2 separate regions of the Homo sapiens genome follow, and region 2 is linked to region 1. A link is a loop called in an ENCODE intact Hi-C map of the cell type or tissue named here. Cell type or tissue: dorsolateral prefrontal cortex. All regions are shown on one strand. Links, peaks and the distances in the headings refer to the core of each region. The heading gives the core; the rest is flanking DNA. Region 1 overlaps DLGAP3 (DLG associated protein 3). Region 2 overlaps DLGAP3 (DLG associated protein 3).

Region 1 (8,969 bases), core at 1,854-5,853:
TCTCTGGGGAGGGGAATTTCCCAGAGTCTGGCCTCTTTGCCTGAAGGCACCCCAGCCCCACCTTAGGCTCCAGGAGTTTCCAGCTGTTGGCCTTGAGTTGCTGTAGCTCCAGGAACTTGAGGGTCACATCCTCGATGGAGAGCTGTAGGAGGTCCCAGAAACCCGCCAGGTCCTGGAAGGTGGGCACAGGGAACGCAGTGGGATCCTGCAACAGAGGAAGATGGAGGGAAAGTGATTGGTCAAGGAGGTCTGAGCCCCAGCCAGGACAAGAGAAAGTCCTATCCACCCTTACTGCCAGGAAGCTCAGCCTGGGAGAGTGGGTGGGGGCTGGGAGACAGGGGGACAAGAGCGAGCCCAGGACTCCCCTTCTTGTGCACAAACACCTGGTCCTACCTCCAGGCACAAGACTCACAGCTACCCCAGAAGGCATGCAGGCCTGGTCTCACCTCTGGTACACACTCACTCTGGGTCACCTGCCTGTCTCACCTCCAGCACACACACACTCTGGGTCACATGTATCTGGTAGGATCTACTACTATGGGCACTCACCATGCTTTGCTGACACAGCCGGAAGAACTGCTGAACCTTCTGGGACAGGAGAAGTTGTGTGCTGCCCACAGCACTGCGGATCTTCTCCAGGACTAGAAAGCAGAAGGAAATTCAGGGAGGGAAATGATGCATCTCCTTCCCCAGCCTCCACGAAGTCTGCCCTGAATGACGCTGACCCCTCGGTTGCTTGGCACTGTGTATCCATCAGTCTCCTCCAGCCCCAGCCCCATCCCATCCTCAAGTTCCTAACAAGTTCTCGCTCCACTACACCAAGACTGTATCCTCAGACACTGATGTTCCCTCCTTCATACAGCCTACATTTCTTGAGTGCTCATCCTTCTTTATCCTTTCTCCCTCCCGTATCAGAGAACAGACGGAAACCAGCCCCAGCCTAGCCCTATAGCCTTGGCCAGGGCATTAGCTCAATGACCACCCACTGGCTAAGCTTTGTTCATCACTCCCCAGTGCATGCAAGACTCCTTGGCTCTTTAAGAATGACCAAGTAATTTCATGTACATAACACATCTTCATAGCCACTGTCCCCTCAACTCAGAGATTCTGGGGTAAGACTGTGTCTCCCAGTGGATCTGACTTACAGGAAGGGCCATGCTCTCCCTCGGGCCAGGGCCACATCTCCCTGGCTGAATCTCCCTCTTCTGTGCCTCAGACAGGATCTGACATTGTGAACTGCCTCCCTCTCTGTAATCTTGGTCGCACCACCTGGATCCCCACACCAGTCCAGATCTGAACGGAGTTCCCTTAGTCCCCATAAACTTGGTGATTTGGACTAGCAGCCATCCATAGAAGGCCCAGCCCTTTGGCCTGCAGTGTCTGCAGTCCCAGCCCTGGCCTCTAAAGCTGCACCATGTGCACCCTGCTCCCTTTCAAGAGCTCCCAGCATGTCTTGCTGCCGATGTTGACCCGCCACGCTCCAGTGCAGAAGACCAGTGAGGCACCAACCGAAGGGGCCTCCTGTTACACTGCAGCCCCAGCCACCCCCATCAGGGTCTCCTGAGCACACACGAGGCCATGGTCCCCAGAGTCCCCTTGTTCCGATGCCGTGACTCACTCTCCTCGGGTAGCTCATAGTCCTCCGCCTCACGCTCCATCTGCTGGCACCAGTGCTCCAGCTTCTCCACCTCTGCCCGCAGCATCTTGATGAACCACTCGCCGTCGCGTGGGCAGGGGGATGCGCGGCCTGAGTCGGGGAGGCTACGTGAACCGCGCTCTATCCAGGAGTCACGGCGGCCGGCCCCAGGGCCGGGGGTGGGGGCGGGGGCAGGGCCGGGCGACCCATCGGTGGCCGGCGGCTCGTACGGCAGTGGGTAGCCCTCGCGGTAGGCCCACTGGCCCTGCGTGTGGACCGTGCGGAAGACTGAGTAGGTGGGGGCCCGGGGCCCAGGCTGGGGCTCAGAGGCGTGCCTCTGGAAGGAGCGTCCAAACTGCAGGGCCTTGTCTTCTGTGGCCACCGTGGCCAGGCCTGCCAGGCCCTCCAGCTCCAGGTCTGCCTGCACGCCAGCCGTCACACTATTGGAGCGCTTGAACCTTGCTCGCCTGGGGAGAGGGGTGGCTGTCATCCCCCATTGCCCAGGCTCATGCCAGCTCTCACCCCCACCCCAAGCAAAAAAAAGGAAGGGAATGAGAAAGGGAACCTACAAAGTGATGGACATTAACCTATGCACTTTAAATATATTGGTCCTTGCAACAGCTACGTACATAATATACCTACCTATTGCACTGCCTCTAGATAGGGGTGATATCCAAGCTATTTAGCAACCAGTTCAGTCCATGGACAGAGCAGATGCTGGCATATACCAGGCAGAGCAGGCACAGACCAAAATGCTGCAGCAGTGCCCTGGAGAGGCTAGATTGTGGGGTGGGCTAGAGGGGTCAGGGAGGAGCCAGGGTGGTGGCTCTTTACCAGTGAAGGCAGAAGATATTTCAATTTTTTTTTTTTTTTTTTTTTTTTTGGAGATGGAGTTTTGCTCTTGTTGCCCAGGCTGGAGTGCAATGGCGCGATCTCGGCTCACCGCAACCTCCGCCTCCCGGGTTCAAGCGATTCTCCTGCTTCAGCCTCCCGAGTAACTGGGATTACAGGCATGCGCCTTTTGTCTCTTTTTGGAAGAGACAGGGTTTCTCCATGTTGGTCAGGCTGGTCTCGAACTCCCGACCTCAGGTTATCCACCCGCCTTGGCCTCCCAACGTGCTGGGATTACAGGTGTGAGCCACCACGCCTGGCCGAAGTATTTCAATATTTTAACAAATTCTATGTCTATGCTAGTTTACACCAGCTGCACTAGAGTGTCCTCAGCTCTACCTAGAGATGAGTAAACTAAGTAAACCCAGCTTCAAAGTAGCAGAGCCAGGATTTGGACTCAGCGCTGCTGGGCTCCACAGTCCAAGCACTTCCCACTGCACCAGCTGCTAGAACATCACAGGAAGAAATGCCTTGGAGCAGCTGGAGGTGGAGTGGGCCTGCAGCTGGGAGGACTTCTCTAGGGACCCCGATGGCTCAGCCCAGAGCCTGGCCAGACACAGTAAGTCAGTGCCAGTGGAGCTGAATTAAGTTGTTTGCAGGAATGACATAGGGCCTGGAAATTTCTTGTCTTTGAGTTAATAATATGCAAATCTTATGCAAACCAAAAAGTCAACTGGCCGTTTTCATTTTTTCCCTGAATTCAGAGTTCTTTTCTATAAAGAAGTCAGTGGCCGCTTAAGATGCATGAGGTTGGGACCAGGCAATACTTTAAGAAGTGGGAGTCAGGAGATGTGGGAGGTGGGGGATAAACAGAAGATCAAGGTTTGGAAATTCAAGGACCACAAAAGAAAAGCCTGTGTGTCCTGAGCTACCTCCACCCCTACATGGTCAGAAGGGATTGTGGGCCCAGCTCTAGGGTCCCTCCACCTCCCCAAGAGACTCTCCCAACCCCCGCAACTTCAGCCTTTCTCTTGCTGCCCAGGCCTTCTCTCCCTGCCTGCCTGCCTACTTCTCTCCAGCTGGCAGGCTGCCTGCTGGGAGCCTGTTGCCATAGAAACCAGGCCCAGAAGGATGCTGCAGGACCCAGGAAGGAGAGATGCACTCATGTGCAGTCTCCAACGAGCCCTATGTCCCAACCCCCACCCAGAGAGGGAGAAGGAGAGAGAACATATCCTCATTGCCTCCCACACAGTCTTCCCCTCAGTGTCTGCCCTGTCCTGCCCTGGTCAAGGTTTGCATCACCATCTGCCCTGATGATTAGACTGGCCTCCTTTCAGATACCTCTGCCTCCATCAGTACCCTGCAGAGGAAGAGCACGGGGCCAGGAGTTAGCTCTGAGTTCTAATGCTGGCTTTCTCACTGTGTGCCTTTGTCACTCACCCTCCATCTAGGTCATCCAATGTGTATGTGTGTATGTATTTAAAATATATGTATTAGATATAAATATACACACATATACATCTAAAAATACACACATATATACAATTATAGAAATAGATAAGTAATTGCCAAGGTAGTTCCTCTCTCTAAAATTATATTTTGCATATTTTAAGATCTGGGGCCCTCCCCAGTCCACCCAAGACTGGAATAGTCTTCCTAAAGCTGAGCTCTGCCAAGTCATTCCCCTGCTCAAAACCCTTCCACAGCCCCCTACTACCAACAAGACAAAGTTCAGACTTCCTGTACCAGCATTATCTGAGGCCCTGATGTCCTGGACACAGTCCTCCTCTTCAACCTCATCTCCCCCACATTCTCCTTGTTCCTTGAATCGACTATAAGCGATCCTGACTCCAAGCCTTTGCACACGCTACTCCTCTGCCTGAAATGGCCTTCCTCCTCCTGGCTCCTTGTCCATTCCCTCCTTAAGTCCTGTTTTACCTGTTTCACCCTCCACTGCCCACAAGACCACTCCTGAGTACCACACCTCCCTCAGCAGCCCTCCTGGCTTCAGAGGCAGCCCTGCCGTTCAGGCAGATTGTTCTCTTTCTGGTGAGAGTCTTGAATGTCTAGCTGCACTGTTAGGATGCATCTTGACTTACTTTGAATGTTTTTGTGCCTTTGTGCTCTAGTTAGCTTGTGGCTCCTTCAGAGCTACAGCTGTTGCAAACCACAAAGGTAAAGGAGGGGGTTGCTCCAATAAATACGTGCCTGATGATCTGCCACACCTGCGTGCTTTCCTGTCGCCCCTGCTAAACACAGCTGTGTCCTTCGGCACTGCCATGTTCGCTGCCTTCCGCCTGTCCTCTGAGATGTCTTGAGAGGATCCCATTCCATCGCGATGGAAACAGCCATACTGCCGGGAACAGAAGGACCAAGTGCCCCAGGCTGCATGCTTCTCAAGCCACTGCCTCAGTGAGCTCTCTCACATGTCTGCCTCAAAGGAGACCAAGGAAGTCGAGGAGCTGATGGGATGACCAGAAGCACAGTCCTCACCAACGCTCCTGGCCAGCAGCCAGAGATGTGTACAGCACAAGCAGGAGGCGCTTATCCCTGTGCAAGTGGCATTTAAAACCAGCAGTGTGGGACAAGCTCACCCAAGAAAAGAACAACGGATCCAAGATCCAAACCCCGGGAGAACACGGACATTTCAGGGGTGGGTGGAGACGGTGCAGCTCATAGAGGAGACTAAGCCAGAAAGGAAGGGGGAGAAAACCACCAGAAAGTGACATAAAAGCAGAGAGGGGACAGAAAGGTCTCATGAAGGAATGGGCAGCTAACATGGAAAACGCAGCCGGTTAAGAATGAAAGGTGCCCACGGATTTTGCAATCTGGAAGCCACGGGTGATCCAAGCAAGAGTGGGTTTGGTGGAATGTGGGGGCAGATGCAGACTGCAGCAGGTTGTCAGGAGGTGGAGAAAACTAGTCAAGGCAACCCTCAGAAAGCCTGGCTGAGAAGGGAGGAAGACAGAAGAGAATGTACTGTTAAAGAGGGATATTTTGTTTTGGGTGCTTCTTGCTTGCTGTATCCCAAGAGGAAAGAACCTGTGGTGTAGGCAGAATAATAGCCACCAAAGGAATCCACATCCTCATCCCCAGAACCCAGGAATATGTTACCTTCCACGGCAAAAAGGAATTTGCAGATGCGATTAAGTTAAGGATACTAAGAAGAGGAGACTCTCCTGGATTATCCTGGTGTAATCACATTTTATAAATGAAAGAGGGAGGAAGAAGAGTCAGAGAAGAAAATGGAATGACAGAATCAAGGTTGGAATAATGCAACCTAGGGACTCAACCCACCACTGCTGGCTCTGAAGATAGAAGCAAGCTGCAAGTGAAGGAATGCAGATAGCCTCTATAAACTGGGAAAAGGTGACAAATGGATTCTTCCCAGAGCCTCCCAGAGCCCAGTTTGAAACCCCATTGAGACTCTGACCCCAGATAATAAATATGTATTGTTTTCCATCACTGAATTTGTGATAATGTTTCAGCAGGAATACAACATTAACACAACCTGTAAAGAGAAATGAAATGAAGAGAGAGAAGAGAGGAGGAACCAGATATAAGGATGGATAAAAAAGAATAACATCTTCTAAGCACTTAGTATGTGCCAGGAGAAGCACTTTCCATGAATAAACATGCTCAATCCTCACAAACAGTCCCACTCTATGGATGTTAGTGTCAGCCCTACTTGTAGATCAGAAAACCGAGGCTTAGTGGGGTTGACTCCTAAGATGAAGGCAGGGCTGGTGGAAGAGACAAGGGAAGATATCTAAGTAAGCTGGGGTTTGGCTTGGAAGTGGACAGAAGTCCCACCAGTTGACCCCAATCATCACAATGAAGTGGGCGATGGGGGGTGGTTATCTGCTGGAGATGTCTGGGGAGTAGGGGAAGGAATGAAAATGAGCAGCTTTGGGTGGGGGCAGCGGAACAGAGCGGTTAGGCCCGTGTGCTCTGGAGCCTTGCCCGGGTCCAAAACCCAGCTCGGTGGCTTGTGCCTCATTTTCCCATCTGTAAATGAGAATGATAATAGTAGCAGTTCATAAGATTGTTGTGAGATAATATCCATAAAGAACTCAGAACAGCACCCTGCCTGCCCATTGTGTTAGCTATTCTAGAGAAGTAGAATGGTTTGCAGCTCTCACTGAAAAGAGAGGGAGCTGGACAAACACAATCATCGGAATGTAGCACTGAGAACCCGGCTAGGGCATTGTAGTTATTAATTATTATGATTGCTGTTGATCATTTCCATCTGTTCTCCCACAGCGCTTTGAACAAAACTCTTTTATACTCCATATCACATTGTATCATGGCTGGTTATTTGCATAAGTGTCTCCTCACTAAATAGGGCAGTTCATCACACTGGTTGGTTGGTTGGTTGGTTGGTTGGTTGGTTGGTTGGAAGGAAGGATGGTAGAGACCACTAACTGTCTTCCAAGATCCACTCTCCATTTCCCCCTTAGTAACAGAACCCCACCATTTTATGCTGGACACATGGCTACTTTGAATAAAGATTCTTTCCCAATCTCCCTACCAACTAAATGTAGCCATGTGCCTAAGTTCTAGCCCATGAGATAAAAGTAGAAGTGGCATGTGCAACTTCCAGAAAGTGTCCTTAAAAGGAGGGGGTATGCCCTTCCTTGTCTCTTCCTCCTTCCCGATCACCAGAATGCAGACATGATGGCTGGACCTCAAGCAGCCATTCTGGAACATGAGACCAAAGGGAAGTGCTAAGTGGGGTGGGGGATGAGGAAAAGATAGAAGGCTCCAGGTCCTGACACTGTGGGGCATCTACCAGACCTCAACTAACTCTCCCTGGATTTCCTCTAAGTAAGAGAGAAATAAACTTCTATCATATTTAAATCACTGTTGTTTGGGGGGTTTTCTATAACTCACAGTCAAACCCACTCCTAACTATAACAGATGAATTTTTAGAATAGTGAAGTTAAGGGCTTATGTCGCTATTTAGTTTTGGATTTGGCAGTATTTGCTGTGGTCTCCACCAACAGCTGTCAGCACAGGATAAAAACTGGCTTCAGCTGTGAATTGTCATTAATGCGTAACAATGCATTCACAATATTTTCTCCCAAGCCTTTAAATGTGGCTGCAGAAGCCTCCTCCCTTTGAGTGCTCCAAGGTGACAATGATTACATTCCTGATGATAATGCAAGTTGTTATCATGGTTACTTCAGGGAGAGTTTCCACTGCGATTCTACTTCAGGGAGAGTTTCTACTGTGATTCTCTGGGGGATAACATAAAAGCCTCTGGGTAGAAGCTGGATTATCCCAAGAGACACAGTATCCAAGGAAAGCTCTATATCCAGAAGTTGTCAAGAGGTTTTGCCAGGAGTATTTGGCAGCAGGCAGGAAGGGTGGGAGGGGGAGTGGGCAGGGAGGGGGAAGGACGGTGTCATTTCAACTAGGCATAGCCTTCAAACTAGCTTCTATAGAAGCTCCTGTGTGAAGGCATCTAAGAGCCTAAACATATAATCAAGCAGGGGTCACTGAACCCACCACTCCAGCCTGGGGGCTGTGACAGGGATGCCAAGGTGGGGCTAGGGTGGGAGATTCAGGAGGAGTCATGAGGGTCAGTCAGAAACCGTCCTAAATTTGCAGGCTCAGGAATGGAGGTAGCATCTGTGCCCAGGGCTTTGGGCAGTCAGCTTCTTATTGCTTTTGCAGGACTGTTCTTGGAATATAACTTAATGGGTATGGAAGCTTCTTTCCCAGGCCTCAAGGGGCCATTCTTTCAGCACATACCCTTCCCAAACTCCCAAAGCTAGAAATGACCATAATGTTAAGGAAAGGGTAGGCAGGTCTTCCTCCACAGAGTTCTCCAGGTGGCCCTTCGTGGGCACAAGCAGGTATGAGTAGGGTTGTCAGATAAAATATAGGACTCCCAGTTGAATTTGAATTTCAGATAAATAACAGATGTTTTTACTATGAGTATGTCCCAAATATTGCATGTGACATACTAAAATGCATTCATTATTTATCTGATCATCAAATTTAACTGGGCATCCTGGTGGTTTTTGTTTCTTTATTTTGGTGGGTTTTGCTGTTGATGTTGTTGGTTTTGTTTTTGCTAAATTTACAATTTAAGATAAGGTCTGTCTGGGAGGAATTAGAGGTGGAAGATACAGGCAGATCCCTATGGTTAGAAAGAGTTGGAGGCAAAAATCCCATTTTCTATGACTTCAGAGGGCCCCTTGCTAATATTCAGCAAGACATCTGATGCATCCTTTTATCATGGCCCAGAGTGTGCTGGGTCTAGGGAAACAGGTGCCATAAGGACATGTTGAGACACGGCTGGTAACTGATTAAGTATGTTCTCTCTCACCACAAGGCCTTAGCATATGCTATTCCTTCTGCCTGGAACCTTATCTCCCATTTTTCACTCAGTTAATTTTTGTTCATCCTTCGGATCTCCACCCAAATGTCACTTCCCAGGGAAGCCATGCCTGACCCCTCTGGCAGACTCAAAGCCCCATAGTCTACACTGTCA
Region 2 (8,969 bases), core at 2,116-6,115, 48 kb after region 1:
AGGACTAGAGGACCTTGATTTGCAGACTCCCACAAACCCCTGTAGCCAGGGTTAGTGGTCTCTCTTGTAACTCCAGGGATCTGGAAGGGAAAGCCAGCAACCTCATAGCTGGGTATTGGAAAGCCAATCATCCACCTCCATCCATTATGTCACAACCTACCTTTATGCCCATGAGCAATTTGTGTTATCTGCCTGAGCCTCAGTTTTCTCATCTGTAAAATGGGATCACAATACCTACCTCCTTAGCTTGCGGCAATGAGTAACTAAGCTGACCTATCCAAAGAAACTGCACATATGTCTCTATATGTTGGCTTCTTTTGACTTTAGCACCAAAGCACCTTCTTTCATTTGTATGTGATTTGGACTCGTGCTGCCCTAGCTTCCAGGATGCTCTACACCTGAGCCTGCCAGGGCCATCAAAGAATAGCAGGTAGGAGCCCAAGCCCATGGCAGGGGTCCACTGGGCAGGAGTTACTCAGCCTGGCCATACCAATGACCTTTCTTACTCTCTGGCCCAGGCATCTGGTCCCCTCTTGGTGTCCAGAGCTTGGGACAGCCTCCTGGATTAGCACACTGTCCCGTAAGCTCTCTGTGTGAGCTGAGACAGGGGCTTCTAGCAACAAGGCCTGAGCCCTCCTTCTGAGCCTTTCCCACAGGAGAGTCCAGCACAGGAAGCCAACCACGAAGGCTGGCTGGTTGGCTGACTGCCAGGTTCACGTCGTGGCACCTCCCACCCCTCAGCTCTGCCTGAAACCCTGCCTGACCTTCAAGGATATCTATACCTCTGCTCTCTCTGGGTTTCAGAGAAGACAGCCAGGAGCTAAGGGACACAGCATGAGAGCACATAGAAAAGGCAGCTCAGACTGCAAAACCCCTGTCCTCCCAACCTTAAACCCTCTGCTGCTGCACGGGTGTACTCTCTTCCAAGAGGCCTTCCCCTAAAATTGCCCTCCCATCAATCCCAGGACACCACAATTGCCAGCTCCTCTTGGGTCTCATACCTCTATTCCCCACAGTAGGGTAAAGAGTTGTTTGTAAGCTGTGAGTTCCTTGAAGGCCAGGATTCAGGGGATCTATCTCTGTATGAACACACATGGCATACAGTAGGTGCTCAGTGAGTTCAGGGTCAGCAACTGAGCCATCAAGGAGTGCCCCACAGCTAAGGCATAGAGAAACAGGGAGAAACAGGGGAGAAAAGGAAGGCGATGACTCCCTGCAGCTGGACCAGAACTCCCCAGCAGATAGAACCGCTACAGCATGATGTGGCTTTCCTAAAGAGGTGGGAGTGTCCCGTCCAGGGAGGCATGCAAGCAGAGGTTGAGGACTGCTTTGCAGGATGGTACAGAGTGCATTCAAGCACTGAATACATTGAATACATTTCAGACCAGACAACCTCTGGTGCCTTTCAACTCTGAAGTCTAAGGTTAGGCTCCTGAATACCTACAACTGTCCAGACCCAGTGTTAAGCGCTTTAGATGTTTTTCTTCATATAATCCTCACAACTATCCTTTGCAGTAGGCACTATTATTACTCCCATTTTACAGGTGAGGAAACTGAAGCTTAGAAATGTAAAGAAAATTTCCCAAGGTCACATAGATGGTGGAAGAAGGATTTGAATCTGAGTCTGGGTCCAGGCCTGACCAAGGCCTAGGCTGAACAGAATACTTTTATTTTTTATTTTATTTTATTTTATTTTATTTTATTTTATTTTATTTTATTTTATTTTATTTTATTTATTTAGAGACAGAGACTCGCTCTGTCGCCAGGCTGGAGTGCAGTGGCACGATCTCAGCTCACTGCAACCTCTGCCTCCCAGGTTCAAGCAATTCCCCTGCCTCAGCTTCCCGAGTAGCTGAGACTATAGGCCCGTGCCGCCACGTCTGGCTAATTCTTTTTTGCATGTTAGAAGAGACAGGGTTTCATCATGTTGGCCTGGATGGTCTCGGTCTCCCTGACCTCGTGATCTGCCCGCCTCAGCTTCCCAAAGTGTTGGACTTACAGGCGTGAGCCACCGTGCCTGGCCTCAGAGCACCTTTAAAGTAGCATGTCTCCCTGACCAAACTGGTCTGAGGAGGCCAATAGGTGGACCCCAGTGTGCCCTTTCTCATCACTCAGCCTCAGGAAACCTTCCATCTCTGTCATCTCTTCCTCATACACAGCTATACACTGCCCCAAGACTGTTCATTCACAAATTAACAGGTGTTCAGCCAGAGGCAAATTACACAGCCACGCAGTCATCCATACACAACTTACGCAGCACCTGACCTCATCTATATAGTCACTGTCACGCTGTATACCCAGACCCACACAAACTTGTTCCTATGAGGGTTCATACACCTCATGTGCATTTCCATCCGATAGATCCTTTTTCCTTTTTTTTTTTTTTTTTTCGAGATAGGGTTTTGCTCTGTCACCCAGGCCGGAGTGCAGTGGCACTGTCATGGCTCACTGCAGCCTTGACCTCCCAGGCTCAAGCAATCCTCCTGCCTCAGCCTCCCAGGTAGCTGGGACTACAGGGATGTACCACCGTGCCTGGCTAATTTCTTATTTTTTTGTAGAGACAGTGTCACTATGTTGCCCCAGCTGGTCTTGAACTCCTGGGCTCAAGTGATCCTCCTGCCTCGGCCTCCCAAGTGCTGGGATTATAGGCTTGAGCCACCGTGGCTATCCATCCAATAGACTTTGATGTTTGTGTGCATAGAAGCTGCACAGATACAAAACCTTAAATACATGTCCACATGTTTATCCCCATATGACAGAAATACATGTTCATTTCACAGCATTTAGGCACCCACATCTGCTCAAGGTCATTCATTAAATCCTCCCCAAACAAGAACTTTATCCATTGTTCCCAGATCCAGTACTAGGCCCAGGTGAGCCATGATGCTCCTTCTCTCTGGGGTTGGCCAGGCAGTCCAGAGAGGGGAAGAAGGCTCAGCCTGCCTGTGATGGATGGAATTAATCTACTGAGCTGGAGAAACTAAATAATTAAATCCCTAATCACCCCCCAAGCCAGCCCAGGCCAATATAGCTGAGGGAGGGAGGGGGCTCGGAGGCCCAGACCAATATCCTAGAGAAAAGGAGGGGCTTGGGAAATGAGGCACAGGCAGAACCCTCAGAGGGGGGGTCTCTCAGAGGAACTCTGCCAGCCAGGCATACAGACAGACAGACAGACAGGCATGGTTCTCTAGTGCCACAGGCTCCCTTTCCATGTGGAAATGAAGCAGCTTGGGAAGACAGCCTGCCACCATCCACTGACACAGGGAGAGAGGAGAGGCAGAATCCTCCTTCCACCCTTCCGAAGTCCTTCCTGCCTCACCTCGAGGTGTGCCCTGGGGGTCTATGGGGATGGCAAGCAGGACCCTTACAGTGCCCAGGGTGGAGGCAGACAAGGGGGTCTGCTCAATGCGGAGCTGATGTGGTCTCAGCCAGGCCTTGGCCCACCCCTGCCTCACTGAGAACAGACTCAGCCTGGTGCAGATGGCAGGGGAGGACCCCTCCACACAGGTTCACCTGCTACCCTTAGGAAGTGGGTCCAGCACGTGGCTAATAGGCTGAGGATGGGGCAGAGGCCCGGGCAGGGGGGCTCAGGAAATCAGCCGGGGAACAGGCCCCAGTCCGATTGGCTGAAAAGTGGGTCATTTTCCTTTTGAAAAATAGTGAGAAAATGGAGAAGTAGGTCGGGCTCTTATCCCCTCAGCCCCAGGCACCATCCCCGACTTGAGGGGTAAGGAGAGAGGGAGACGCCTGAGCATGCCAAAGCCCCATATACCCTAGGACCCTGGCCAGGGCCCCACAGTGCAGGAAGCCAAGGTCATCATTACTCAGGACATCCAAGGACATGCACACTCCGAGGCCAGAGCTGGAACACCAGCCCCACCCTGCCCCAGGGGATCTGGGGTGAAAGGAGCTAGGGCCGGGGCCAAGCTAGAGGGGTGGGGGCTTCCACCCGCAGGACCCTGAAGAGCCCCTCCCATCCTCGTGTCTGCTGTGATGCCTCCTCTCCTCTCTTCTCCTCCCTTTCCTCATCGTCCACGTGGGCAGAGTCGTTGCCATGACACCGCGGGCAGGTGGGCGGCTCTGGCGGCTGTTTCGGCCCAACCCCCATGCTCACAGCCCAGGTGGGAGGGGAGCGGCTGCAGCACCCTGGCCCCTAGCCCAGATGAGAGAGGAGAGAGGCAAGAGGCCCCCCTTCACCCCTAGAGCCTGGAAGGGGCTCTATCACTGGCCTCTCGACCCAGCCCCATGCTTGCAGGTCCGGGGGAGGAAGTGTCAAAGAGGATCTTAGGCCTTGACCACTCCCCTCCACCAGAGGTCCCTGGAGTGGCATGGGGTGGGGCAGACCCCCAACTCCCACTTCCTCCTTTTCTTAGCAGCTGTCCTCCCAGCTTTCCCCACATACTATGCCTTAGTCTCTTAATGCTAGCAGCTGATTGGTCCTGCCTGAGGTTTAACCTCAGTTGCTCATTTTGCAACACAAGCTCAATTCTCCATGCTCTCTTGGGAGAAAGGAAAACAACCAGGCCGGGTGCAGTGACTCATACCTGTAATCCCAGCACTTTGGGAGGCCGAGGTGGGCGGATCACTTGAGGTCAGGAGTTCGAGACCAGCCTGGCCAACATGGTGAAATCCCCATATCTACTAAAAATACAAAAATTAGTCGGGCGTGGTGGCAAGTGCCTGTAATCCCAGCTACTCAGGAGGCTGAGACAGGGGAATCGCTTGAAAGCAGGAGGCAGAGGTTGCAGTAAGCTGAGATCATGCCACTGCACTCCAACCTGGGTGACAGAGTGAGACCCCATCTCAAAAGAAAAGAAAAGAAAAGAACAAAAGTTGAGACACTCAGAGAAATTACTCCCCTACTGCCAGACCAAAAAATGTGTTATACAAATGGGGACCCCTTCCTCCAGGTCTCCCCATATACCTGAATTCACATCACAACCCTGGGGACAAATCATTCCTAAGTCCATACTTGGCTAAGGCATCCACACCACCAGGGTAGAGGACCAGAAGTGGAGCAGGAGAAGAAGGGAAGAGGTTGGGGCCAGGCATTAGAAGCTGCCTAAGTATGCTGTCCCACCCCCACCACATCTGGCTTCAGGAAGTCTGGGCCATGCCTGAGCTCTCCATCTCTGAGCTCTCCGCAGCCATTCCCCTTCTCTCTACTCCTCTCACAGTCCACGTGCCTCTCTCCAAGTGTCTCTAAGTCTCTGTCTGTGGCTCTGACCTCCTAAGACCGTTCCCTTTGTTCAAGACCTGGCTCCCAACTCCTGTTCCCTATGGCAGGAGCCCTGCATCACTGACAGGGTGGAACCACAGAGACCCCGCATGGCAGCCCTCTGCAGCCTGGCTGGCAGGAATGAACATACATGGGATATTGGTGACAAGATCCAAAAGGAAGGGAGAACTGCAGTTGGCATTAGCTGGAGGGTGTCCAGCCTGTCATGAGGTGTTCATGACATACATACCACACATACACATAAAGACACTTTTACTTTCCTCCTTAGCCTTCCCCTACTAAAACAGCAGATGTGATTAAAGTACAAGCACATGCATGTACATTTGTGCATGCATGTGTTTGTACATTGTGTCTCTTTTTCTCCACTCCCACTGCTGGTGTTCTACATCAGGCCACTCTTATCCTAATTGCTCACCAAAGCTATGACAACAGGTTCCTAACTGGTCTCCCTGCCTTGCATCTTGTTCACCTTGATCCTTTCTCCTCACTGGCTGCCGGCTAGCTAAAATTTCTTTATTCAACAAATATGTATCGACTGCCTACTCCAAGCTGAATACTCTTCTGGACACTGTAGATACAGCAATGAACAAAACAGATGAAGCTCCCATGCTCATGAAGTTTATATTCTAGTGGAAAAAGAGGGATGATTACCAAATATATAAAATAATGGTGGTGGCAAGTACTGAGATAAATAATAATAGTAATAATAATGGAGTGAGGAGATAGAATGACAATGGGCTATTCAAGATAGACTGTTGGGGAGGTCTTTCCAAAAATGTGACTTGAGCAAAGACTCGGATACAGTGAGGAAGTGAGTTGCCTAGAGAGCATTTCAGGCTGAGGGGAAAAGCAAGCGCAATTGCCTCCACAAGGAACTGTGCTTTTTATGAAACAGAAAAGAAACCCACGTAGGAGTGGCCCCTGAGATCCAGGAGGTAATAGGGGGCTTTGCACACGTAGCACTCACGTTGCTCAGGACGCACTACACTTTGGATTTCACTCTGAGTGAGATGGAAAGCCACTGGAAAGGCAAGACCTCATTTTCCTCTGGCTGCTTTTTGGGAAAGAGTCTACGGAGGTGGGGCTGGCAAGGGTGGAAGTGGGAAGACCATCTGGAACATTTCCTGTCACTGAAATACCTGTTCCCACAGTTGCTCACCTGGTAAGCACCTGTTCAACTTTTAAACCTCAACTCAAAAGCCTCCCCTTCTATGGATCCTTTACCAAACCTTTCCCTTCCTCACTCCAGAGCCAACCTACCTCTCTTTAGGTCCCCACTCCCTCCAATGAACACTTATGTGTGTCTACCCTCCTTAACACTCTCCTTATTTGGTTCCAGGTCCTTTGCTCTCCCAAGATTGCAAGTTATCTGAGGTCAAGGACCATCCCTAGTGCCCAGCACAGCATGTGGCAGATTAGAGGCATAAAATACATGCTGGTTGAATGAATGGATGCATTGGGTGAGGCACTTGCGATGGGGAAGGGTATGTTTGCAGGCTATTGTTAACCCAGATGAGTGAGATGCACATATATATGGCCATAGGTTGTAATCAGACAAGTGTTAGCATATGCCCACATATTTCTGTAAATTCTGTTCACAAGTATACGTGTTAGCATGTATGTGCATGCTGACAAATCCCCGTGTTGGTATAGACACTCCTGTAGATTTGTTAATGGATGTGCATGTTAGAAAGTGCACCTATGTTGATATATGCCTATTATGGCACAGACAAGTAATATGCACATGTACCTGTACACGTGTATTGTCACATCTTGTATGTATGAGGCTTATGCATGCACTTGGGCCCCCCTCTTACTCACTACCCCTTTCATCCACTAGGACCAACTTGTTGAATTTTGAAACTTCTGTAGCAATGCCAATGTTTAAGCCCTGATCCTCTTTCCCCACATACAGCCCTGAGCACCATAGCATCTGAACAGCCTGGAGCCTGGATTTCTTACTTGGCTATCCCCAAGGCCTTATAGGTTTTCCCTCCACAAACTTCTTTCATATGATGGAGAACAGTTGGCTCCCAAGGACATAAGAATTTGAGAGACCTCAGGGAGCCTACTTTCTGGAGAAGAGCTACAAGTAGCAGGGTGATCAAGCTCAAGCTGTTGGGAAGACACTTTTGGGTAGCCCAATGTTCAGTCAGAATCGGTCTCTCTCTTTCTTACATTTATTCACAGGTTTGCCTCAACTTGTGTACATATATTCATATGTGGTTGATACGGTACGTATATGCATGCCCCACATACATGCTCACATGCATGCTTACACTCACACAAAGGCATTACTGGATAAGCACACCACACACACACACACAGACATGCACACATTGGTTTAATTCAGTAATTTCCTTCACATTCACATATATACATGAATGCATACATAGAGTCATATATATATACACACATCCACACTTATACAAATAGATGTGCTTATACACATATACACAGCATACTCACATATACTTATGTACATATACACAGTCATATACTCACTCACAGGCAGAAATACGCATGCATGTGTACTGGAGTCCCAGATCTTGCAGAGATATCCAGCCCCTCCCCTGGCTTCTATCCTTCATATTCTCTCCAAGTACATCACAAGTTTGCATTTGCTCTCTCCTCTTGCTAGTCTCCCACTTCTCTATTTGGAAAGTTGTTCCTGTTATCAATGAGATATACCCACTCCTGGACACATCCCATTCCCACCCACTCTCAGTGGGAAAAAATCGTCATTTTTTTTTTTAAAAGGGCCCTGTCATGTCCTCATCCCATGCCTAGAGAAACGAGTATTTCCTCAGACAACCTGGGTAGGAGTAACAATAAAGTAGGTGTACCTCTTCAAACCCAGGAGACAATCCCCCCGTATATGCAACCCCTTAACTCTAAAAAAGAAAGAACGAAAGAAAAGAAAGAGAAAATATCAAGGCCAAAATCCTTCCTCCCAGCACCTCTGGGTAAAGGTCTAACACTCTCAAACTCCAAAAGTTACTGGGGCAGAGGAAGAAATAGTAAGGAAATTAACTGTGGGTGCTAAAACCTCCTAGAAAACACCCCTTTTCTTCCCTAGAGGGGAGCTTCATGATCAGTGAATCCCTCCCTTCCCAGCCTGTGGGCCCTACAAGGGAGAGGGTAGACCAGGAGGCTTAAAAATGTAAAGGTGGTGACCTGGGCTCAAATAACAAAAGAAGCAAGTATTTTGAAAGCAGAAGCTGGGAAGGGAGCAGGGAGGCAAGCTGCAGACACCTCCTGGCAAGGAAGCAGCTGCTGGAACAGTGGATCAGGAAGAGCAGGACTCTCTAAGGGGCCAGGGAAAAGGGGGTGGACATCTAGCATTTCATGTGGGGGTGGAGGGGTGACTGCTTCAGGCAGTAGCAGCAGATCCAAAGTAAAGTCTTATCAAAGCTGTTATGTAACCAAGGGAGCTGAGTGGAGCACAAACACCTCCCCTCCCCAAACAGGCACCCACACCCACACCCACCACCTCCCAGCACCCACAGCAGAGGAAAACTCAGCTCCTCCCAAGCAGCTAGAGAAGGCAGGAATCATCTTGATGAGTTACATCAAAAACATGATGGGTGAGGGGCTCCTTATGAACTACAAGTCACATGTGGGAAGGGATCAACTGGTTCAGTTTGAGATCCCTAGATACCTCTCCCTTTTCTTGAACTCCCTGCCACACCCAATTTTTGCCCAGTATTATCTGGAAACTGTCTCCTTC

What was found. Hi-C counts contacts between places; a loop is a spot of excess contacts. Peaks named below come from ENCODE experiments on the same cell type or tissue, not always from the same donor. Only the 100,000 strongest peaks of a DNase experiment are listed, where the experiment ranks them.
Region 2: it touches region 1 in a loop (2.9-fold over the local background); 5 of 110 quality-filtered maps call a loop at or near these places.

What each region holds. Positions count from the first base shown.
Region 1 is chr1:34,866,987-34,875,955 of GRCh38, forward strand. It overlaps DLGAP3 (DLG associated protein 3), which reads right to left. Exons shown (of 12, transcript NM_001080418.3): 9 at 1,619-2,103; 10 at 550-641; 11 at 62-205. Among named protein-coding and RNA genes, the nearest start is that of SMIM12, 12 kb to the left of the region's middle. In dorsolateral prefrontal cortex, for the core only: no CTCF peak of the experiment used is centred there; DNase peaks (open chromatin) are centred at 2,950, 3,575 and 4,975; H3K27ac peaks cover 4,000 bases.
Region 2 is chr1:34,914,975-34,923,943 of GRCh38, forward strand. The region is part of intron 1 of DLGAP3 (DLG associated protein 3); the gene reads right to left. Among named protein-coding and RNA genes, the nearest start is that of DLGAP3, 10 kb to the right of the region's middle. In dorsolateral prefrontal cortex, for the core only: no CTCF peak of the experiment used is centred there; a DNase peak (open chromatin) is centred at 4,077; H3K27ac peaks cover 2,726 bases; H3K27me3 peaks cover 609 bases.